3 separate regions of the Homo sapiens genome follow, and all the other regions are linked to region 1. The links are chromatin loops, found by intact Hi-C in ENCODE. Cell type or tissue: chondrocyte. All regions are shown on one strand.

Region 1 (2,500 bases):
TAGTTGCTCCTCATTTCATCAGGAGAAAGGAATGTGCTCTGGGGAATAGTGCGATAGTCATAAAGCACTGACATAGCTAAACAAAATATCTGCCTGGTGCAGGTATTTCAGTTCTGGGAATGGATGTAGAAAAAGTCCATATAGGGGTAGACAGGAAGAAATGAGGTCCATGTCTCTTTCTTTCAATTATCTATGAAAATGAAGACACCAATCCATGTCATGTACACGAATGAAGAAAATTCTTGGGTTAATTCATCTCCAAGCGTGTCTAAAGGTGGGAGGGTTTGTAGAGTGAAGGCACTCAAAATTCATTTCCCCATTGTCTGAGAATTTTTATGCACCTTTCTCATCTGAAGGGCTCAATTTTTTCTTGAAGGGTACACACAATGCTCCACCAAAGCTCATTGTGCAATTTTATTTTGAACCCTTGAAGGACAGCTTTTCTCTAAGAAATCTAACACAAAAACGCCCTTAATTAACAGGCTTTTTTTTGCAGGGTGGGGCCCAAGCGGGATCCCAGAGACTGGAAGTGTGAATTTTAATGCTTTGCTGTCAAAGGAGGCGACTCTGGACATTCTCATCACCTTATTTAAAGCGGGGTACGCTGACTAATACGTGAAGCTGTGCATTAATGGCCTAAATTAAGTTACAGGTATGAATTTTACATAAAACAGATTAATATTATATGTCATAATGGAATTTTAAATATTCCGTGTCCATGCATTTTTAATCTTTACGTGCTCTAATTGAATGCGCAAGGCAACTGCATTTCTTGAGCCCACTTTTGCATTTAGATGGGGTAAAAGAACCCCCCCCACGTTTTTGTTTTATTTATATTCCCTTCACCAAAAACCTGCATTCGATTCGGCATTCTTTTCCTTCTTTTTTTTTCTACTTTTGCTAAGCTTTAGCATTTTTTAAAAAGAAAACGGAAAGGCTACACATTCCATTCCATCATTATGGTTTCGGCAAATGTGAAAAGGCGAATAATGAAACGGAGGAGGGAAATATAGAACAGAATGAACGTGCCTTCTTGAACAGCGCGTCTTTCTTAAGGCACTGGAATCCCACGGATGGAGTGATGGGTGGCGGAGGGTCCCTGGGCGCCGTGCTATTAGGAGTGGCAGGGTATCCGCGAGCAGGGCCCAGGCGCTCCCTCAGCAGCCTAGTCGGGATAAGGGGGGCGGTGGAGAGTGAATTCCGGCCGCACATTCCCGCAGTTCTTCGCAGGAACTTCGCTCTCTCTTTTCCCCTCCCTTGGGCACACATCAGCCTGGCCCGACTCCCACTCAGCTCTCTTTTCTCAGAACCCCGACCCACAGCGTTGACGGAATGGAGTGCCCTTCCCATTGGCCCGAGCGTCATTCCCCGAGGTGGCACTGCCCGCCTGATTGGCTGGCCACTCCAGACCCCCCGCCCACTCCTCCACTCGGGTAGCCGGACTCCCCGCCCCCCAGCACCGCCCGGAGCCCCCGCCCTCGCCTCTCCCTCCGCGCCCCCGCCCGCGCGCCCAGCGGGCTCCGCTCGGCTCGCGCTGCGACCCGGCCCGCGCGCTGGTCCCGCCCCCGGGGCGCACGGCTCTATAAATACAGCTGCGCGGCGGGCCGGGCGAGAGCGTAGTGGAGGAGGCGCGGTTGTGAGTAGTACCGGGAGTGGGGTGATCCCGGGCTAGGGGAGCGCGGCGGCCGCGATCGGGCTTAGTCGGAGCTCCGAAGGGAGTGACTAGGACACCCGGGTGGGCTACTTTTCTTCCGGTGCTTTTGCTTTTTTTTTCCTTTGGGCTCGGGCTGAGTGTCGCCCACTGAGCAAAGATTCCCTCGTAAAACCCAGAGCGACCCTCCCGTCAATTGTTGGGCTCGGGAGTGTCGCGGTGCCCCGAGCGCGCCGGGCGCGGAGGCAAAGGGAGCGGAGCCGGCCGCGGACGGGGCCCGGAGCTTGCCTGCCTCCCTCGCTCGCCCCAGCGGGTTCGCTCGCGTAGAGCGCAGGGCGCGCGCGATGAAGGCGGTGAGCCCGGTGCGCCCCTCGGGCCGCAAGGCGCCGTCGGGCTGCGGCGGCGGGGAGCTGGCGCTGCGCTGCCTGGCCGAGCACGGCCACAGCCTGGGTGGCTCCGCAGCCGCGGCGGCGGCGGCGGCGGCAGCGCGCTGTAAGGCGGCCGAGGCGGCGGCCGACGAGCCGGCGCTGTGCCTGCAGTGCGATATGAACGACTGCTATAGCCGCCTGCGGAGGCTGGTGCCCACCATCCCGCCCAACAAGAAAGTCAGCAAAGTGGAGATCCTGCAGCACGTTATCGACTACATCCTGGACCTGCAGCTGGCGCTGGAGACGCACCCGGCCCTGCTGAGGCAGCCACCACCGCCCGCGCCGCCACACCACCCGGCCGGGACCTGTCCAGCCGCGCCGCCGCGGACCCCGCTCACTGCGCTCAACACCGACCCGGTGAGAGGCCGGGCGCCGGCCGTGGGCGGACGCCGCGGGGGATGGGAGGTTGGTGGCGTGGTGG
Region 2 (2,500 bases), 1.1 Mb before region 1:
CAGGCTAAGGAGAAAAGATTAGGAGCTGGGCTTGAGAGCTGCTCTTCTGGGTCCTTGCAGCGTGCGCTCACAGCAGGCAGTGGAAGTGTTATGTCTACTCCTGGGCAGAGGGGCCGTGGCCCTGGCTGCAGGTATTTCTGGTAAATGCAGGTTTGAGGGCATGAGGATGATGCTTTGAGCTTCCTCTGAATGTTTCTTTCCGCTTAGCTAACATAAATGTTACACATTCCAAACTTTTATAATAGAATGAGTGGGAGACATTGGCAGTTGTCAATAAAACAATTGTCTATGGTACTCCTTATGTAACAAACTGGATTTTTAAAACTTATTTATCTTAAATTTTATAATATTTTAACCTGTGGTTTTTCCCTCTCAAGACATCCAAATGGCTAAAAAATCTATGAGCAAATTATTCAATCAGTCAATAACATTAAAAAAAGTACACATTTTAAACCCCTTTTTATGGTAAATATGTAAAATGCCAAAGCACACCGTGTCTTGACTTGTATGTTCGGTTGGGATTTATATGCAACTTTTAAAAAGTGTAAAGAAAAGCAGTTTTTCTTTTCTAAACTTTCTTCTCAGTTAGGTTCTGCAAAACGCTCCCCCAATTCTCATGAAGTCTAACAGCTGCTATTAAAGCTTACTTTACATGCATGTAGTTAGCAGATATGTTGAAAACGTTTAACAAGTTAAAATGCCAGATATAGTTAGCATTTGTAATTACAAGTATTTTATTTCTCCATAAATAATTCCAGGATTGATTAAGTATAAGGTGACACTAGCCAGTTTTTGGTCTTTGTTTTTTTTTCTCACGATCCTCAACCTTCTTTCTTTTTCCTTGATTTCCTTATTGTCTTTCACCAGTATTTCCTAGTTCCATTCCTTTTTCTTGACTTTGTTCTTTTCTATATTCTTTCCTTTCCCAATTTTTCCTCTGCTTTTTAATTTTCTAGTTTCCTTTTTCCCTGTTTTTTTATTGTTACTTTTCTTTCTCCTTTGTTGTATCTTAAAAGAAGGAAGAAATAAACTGTCCACCAGAGGGCAATCTGATCCTGCGCGCGCGTGCGCGCGCGCACACACACACACACACACACACACACACACACACACTCTCTCTCTCTCTCTCTCTCTCTCTCTCTCTCTCCCTCTCTCTCTCCCTCTCATACACACACACACACACACACAGCCATTTTCTCTCATTTTTTTTCTTTTAAAACTTCCTTCCAGAGGAATATGATGGTTCAGAGAGTAGGTGGTAAAAAACCCTTTTATTTATAAACTCCTTTCATTATAGCTTCTGTGTGGGTGTGTAGTCTCAATGATTTGATTTGTGAAGACTCAAACTGTTGTAGGTTTGTATAAGGAGTATATAGACCCTTATTCTAACAGCCCTAAGAAAACAGTGTAATTATTTGGGGTTATCTTAGAAGCTGCCAAAATACATGGTGAAAATGAAAACTTGAGCTGTGAGATTTTGGATGTATAAGACATGGAAAATCAGCAGACTAATTTCTCGGGTGCCTTTAAATATATGTCACTCTAGCATTCAAGAATTTTACACTCTCATTTAAAAAAATGTGAAAGTCATTATTTTTCTATATTTAGCCATGAAAATGTGTAATAGGAATTAATACAACATTGAACAATCAATTTGTGATGATCCTTATGAATAGCGGAGCTACAGGTAGAGTTGAATTCTGGTTAATAAAATACGTTTTAAAAATATGATTCCTAAGTAGTTGCAGAGTGGCTTAATACAAAGTGATTTTCAACATCTTCCAGGGCCACCTCTGCCTCTTGAGCTCGGTCCTGCCTCTGTTCTCAGGTAAGCTGCTGCAATTCTGTGAGCCTCAGTTTACTTCCTTGTAAATGGAAGTATTTTCAACTCAGGTCCTCATAAGCTCTTTATATGTTAATATGTAGTGGCAGGTCAATGTCAAGAAGAAACGGTTTGAGTCAGCTCTCTTCCTGACCTCGCTGACCTGCACATGTCCATGTCACCTGAAAATGCCATTCTGGATCCCTCAGAGGTTTGAGTAAAGAAAAGAAATTTTCTGCATAGAAGCTTGGTGATTTTTCATCCCAAATGTGAAAGAGAGTCTGTTTTAACTTCATTATCTAATGCAATGAGAGGCAAAATGAGGGGCTATATAAATTCTCTGAAGAAGGACAGGTGGCTGGGTTGCCCACTCAAACGCTGAAATGCTGCGGGCAGAAAGGAGAAGAGAGTTTCATGGTTTGAGTTTTAGTTTCTCAAAACCTAGGCTATACTGTGTGTTCACAAAGACAAATGCTGAATTATCCCGGTGAGTGGGCTTAAACATTTACTGGCCTGTCGATACTCTTTGTCTATCAGCTCACCAAGTTCTCAGTTTTCCATTTGCCAACATCATAAGCAACTTGGAATTACAGCTCTGTGGTGTGAGAAGAAGCCTGAAACTATTATAAAAGCTTTGAATGAGGGCTTCAACTTTTACTAAAGCTTTTACTTCTCATT
Region 3 (2,500 bases), 510 kb before region 1:
AAATTTTGGACCTGGTGGGTGGAGAGACTCTGCTCGGATGCTAATTGTAAGCTCTTATCCTCCACCTAGGTTTAATAGATAACAAGCTTTGGAGATTATGGCATTGGACAATTACTTATAAATGCTCAAGAAATAATTCAAGTGATTACCGCCCTAATATGTACTTGACAAAAATTTACTGAGCCAAATTCTTACAGATGGACCAAATGAAGCTTAAGGGTTTCACTGACCAATCTCTTATGAGCTCTTTGACAGTCATTGTGTTGCTAAAGGAGAAATGAAAAAAAAAGCCTATACATTATTGTTAAATCATATCTAACAATGCTTATGTAGAATATGGAACTTGGAATCATGAGACCTGGGTTCAAATGCAGATTTTCTGTCTTACCTATTACATGACCTTGTTTGAGCTACTTGTGCATTTGGGGGCTTTTAAATTTTTTCTATCTAGAAAACAGGGAGAATAATACTATGTTCTGGGTCATTGTGAGGATTAAATTAAATAGTGTAGGTTAAAGTGCCTATCAGAGTCTGTGCCGCATAGTAAACACTCAATAAATCATTGTGCTGGTTTGATATAATTATAACTCTTTACTTAGAAATAGAATTCCTCTGCATGCATTCATTAAGAAAAAATAATGAGTTATTATTAGAGTTTAATAGATTATAATTTCTCAAAAAAAGCTGATCATTATATTTATTTTTACCTCTCTTCTTTTTATCTTCTCAACACTAGCCAACATTACTACCAGTGGCACAAGGATTCTTTTTATTAAATAGGATTTATACTCTACACTTACAGGGACATGAATCTTTAATAAGGTTCAGTCAGATTCCAGGAATTTTGTTTATGTGGTGTGTGTATGTGCACAGCTATGCACAATTAATCAGAGTTTTCAAAGTAGAATCAAGTTAACTTACCACCAAGAGTCCTCTGCCCCCTGCTGCTTCACCAAATTACTACTGTCACTCTTTGTAGAACCCAACCAGTAAAGAATTTGGGGTTTCATCTAAAGATGTGTCTGTGTGGATCATTTGTACATCAGAAACAAATAACCATTGTTTTCTTTAACCAGTGCCCTTTTAGCCAACCCACAAAATAGACTTTGTACTTTCTTTAATTTAAAAAGCAGAACTCACATCAACTAAGTCGGATTTGGCATAATTTTAAGAAGAAACATTATCATTACATTCAATTCTCTTGTTATTCTTGGCTTTGAAAGGTGAACGTGAGGTTATCATCCAGGTTCGTGGAAAGCACTAATGATGGTCTCGGGGAAAAGGGCAGTTTCGACATCTCCAAGGTAATGGTTGTGGTTGTGGTTCAAGAGCTTCTCTATCCAGGACTGCCAAGAGTACATTTCATTATAACCATAGACCATGGCAACTAATCAAGAAGTAAATTCCATGAATTGTGAAAGTTTTTTATATATTTATTATAAAATATTTGGAATTGTTTCTTGACAGACTTGAGTGTTAAGTATTTGGCTGTAAATTTTACATATGTAACCCAAAATAACTCAATGAAATAGCTTCGTTTTACAGAAGGTGAAACTGAGGTTTAGTGAATTTGAGAAATGCTCCAGATTATACTTGGACCTGGAAAAATCAGGACTAAAACCAAGCCTGCCAAACACAAAAGGTGGTGCTCTTACGCAGAATGGCACTCTGTCTTCTATTCTGCCATTTACCCTCCAGCTCCATACCTCGTCCTACTTTCCTCATTTACAACTGAGAACATAGAGAAGTGAGCTTGCCTGCAGGGCTTACCACGGAAGAGAAAAGAGTACGTAGACAGAAACCAGTTACTTAAATATTAGATCCACAAGCTCAATGTTCAATTCAGAGGTTTCCTAAATATCCTGACCTTACAGCTATCCTCATGCAACAGTGTAACACCAAAAAATATATTAATATACATGAATACAAATGAAAATTATACCTCCTACAAATTATCTTTTTAGAAATAAGACTGGGCTTAAGCTTACAATAAGTACTTTCAGGATACAGACATATTTTAAACATGTAGCATAATTTTGCTATTTAAATTAATAATCTGGAAGAAAAAATCAATAATCATCATGGTACTAGCTATTAAAAATAAATCTGTATTTTTCACATTCTACTATTCTAAATAAACCATTTGTAGTAGGGTTGGCAAACATGCTCATACTCAATTTCATTCTATGCAAGCATTGCACACGTGAGGGACTCATGGTTTGTTTGTTGATGTTGGCCAAGTTAAAACCTCCATTGCTATCTGAACATGTGAAAGTTTTCAAACCTGCTAACATGGAGTTTGCACCTGACAGAAGGGAAAAACATTTTAACAAGCTTTATTTCATCTGTTGAGAGAAAATGAAATGAAGTTTGCAGTGATATTTGCTTTTTAACAGAGCCAGTGAAAAAGCTGTGGAAAGATAAACATAGAAAACAAAAAAAAAAAGAGAGAGAACTCACTCAGATTATGCTTTTCTTTCTCATTTCATGTTTTTCTGAC

Evidence for each region. Peaks named below come from ENCODE experiments on the same cell type or tissue, not always from the same donor. Only the 100,000 strongest peaks of a DNase experiment are listed, where the experiment ranks them.
Region 2: a loop joins it to region 1, with 4 times the contacts of the local background. A loop is called at or near these places in 2 of 110 quality-filtered maps.
Region 3: a loop joins it to region 1, with 1.9 times the contacts of the local background. A loop is called at or near these places in 4 of 110 quality-filtered maps.

The regions. Positions count from the first base shown.
Region 1 is chr6:19,835,760-19,838,259 of GRCh38, forward strand. ID4 (inhibitor of DNA binding 4) reads left to right here and starts at 1,611. Exons shown (of 3, transcript NM_001546.4): 1 at 1,611-2,436. The coding sequence starts at 1,996. In chondrocyte, a CTCF peak has its summit at 1,101; DNase peaks (open chromatin) are centred at 1,382 and 2,402.
Region 2 is chr6:18,748,496-18,750,995 of GRCh38, forward strand. The region is part of intron 1 of LOC105374957 (a long non-coding RNA gene); the gene reads right to left. Among named protein-coding and RNA genes, the nearest start is that of TRQ-CTG1-1, 86 kb to the right of the region's middle. RefSeq lists an enhancer at 923-1,217. In chondrocyte, CTCF peaks have their summits at 1,012 (motif pointing right) and 1,212; no DNase peak of the experiment used is centred here.
Region 3 is chr6:19,321,963-19,324,462 of GRCh38, forward strand. LOC105374961 (a long non-coding RNA gene) reads right to left here and starts at 323. Exons shown (of 3, transcript XR_926561.3): 1 at 231-323. LOC107986575 (a long non-coding RNA gene) reads right to left here. Exons shown (of 2, transcript XR_001744014.3): 2 at 1,101-2,500. In chondrocyte, CTCF peaks have their summits at 950 (motif pointing left) and 1,157; no DNase peak of the experiment used is centred here.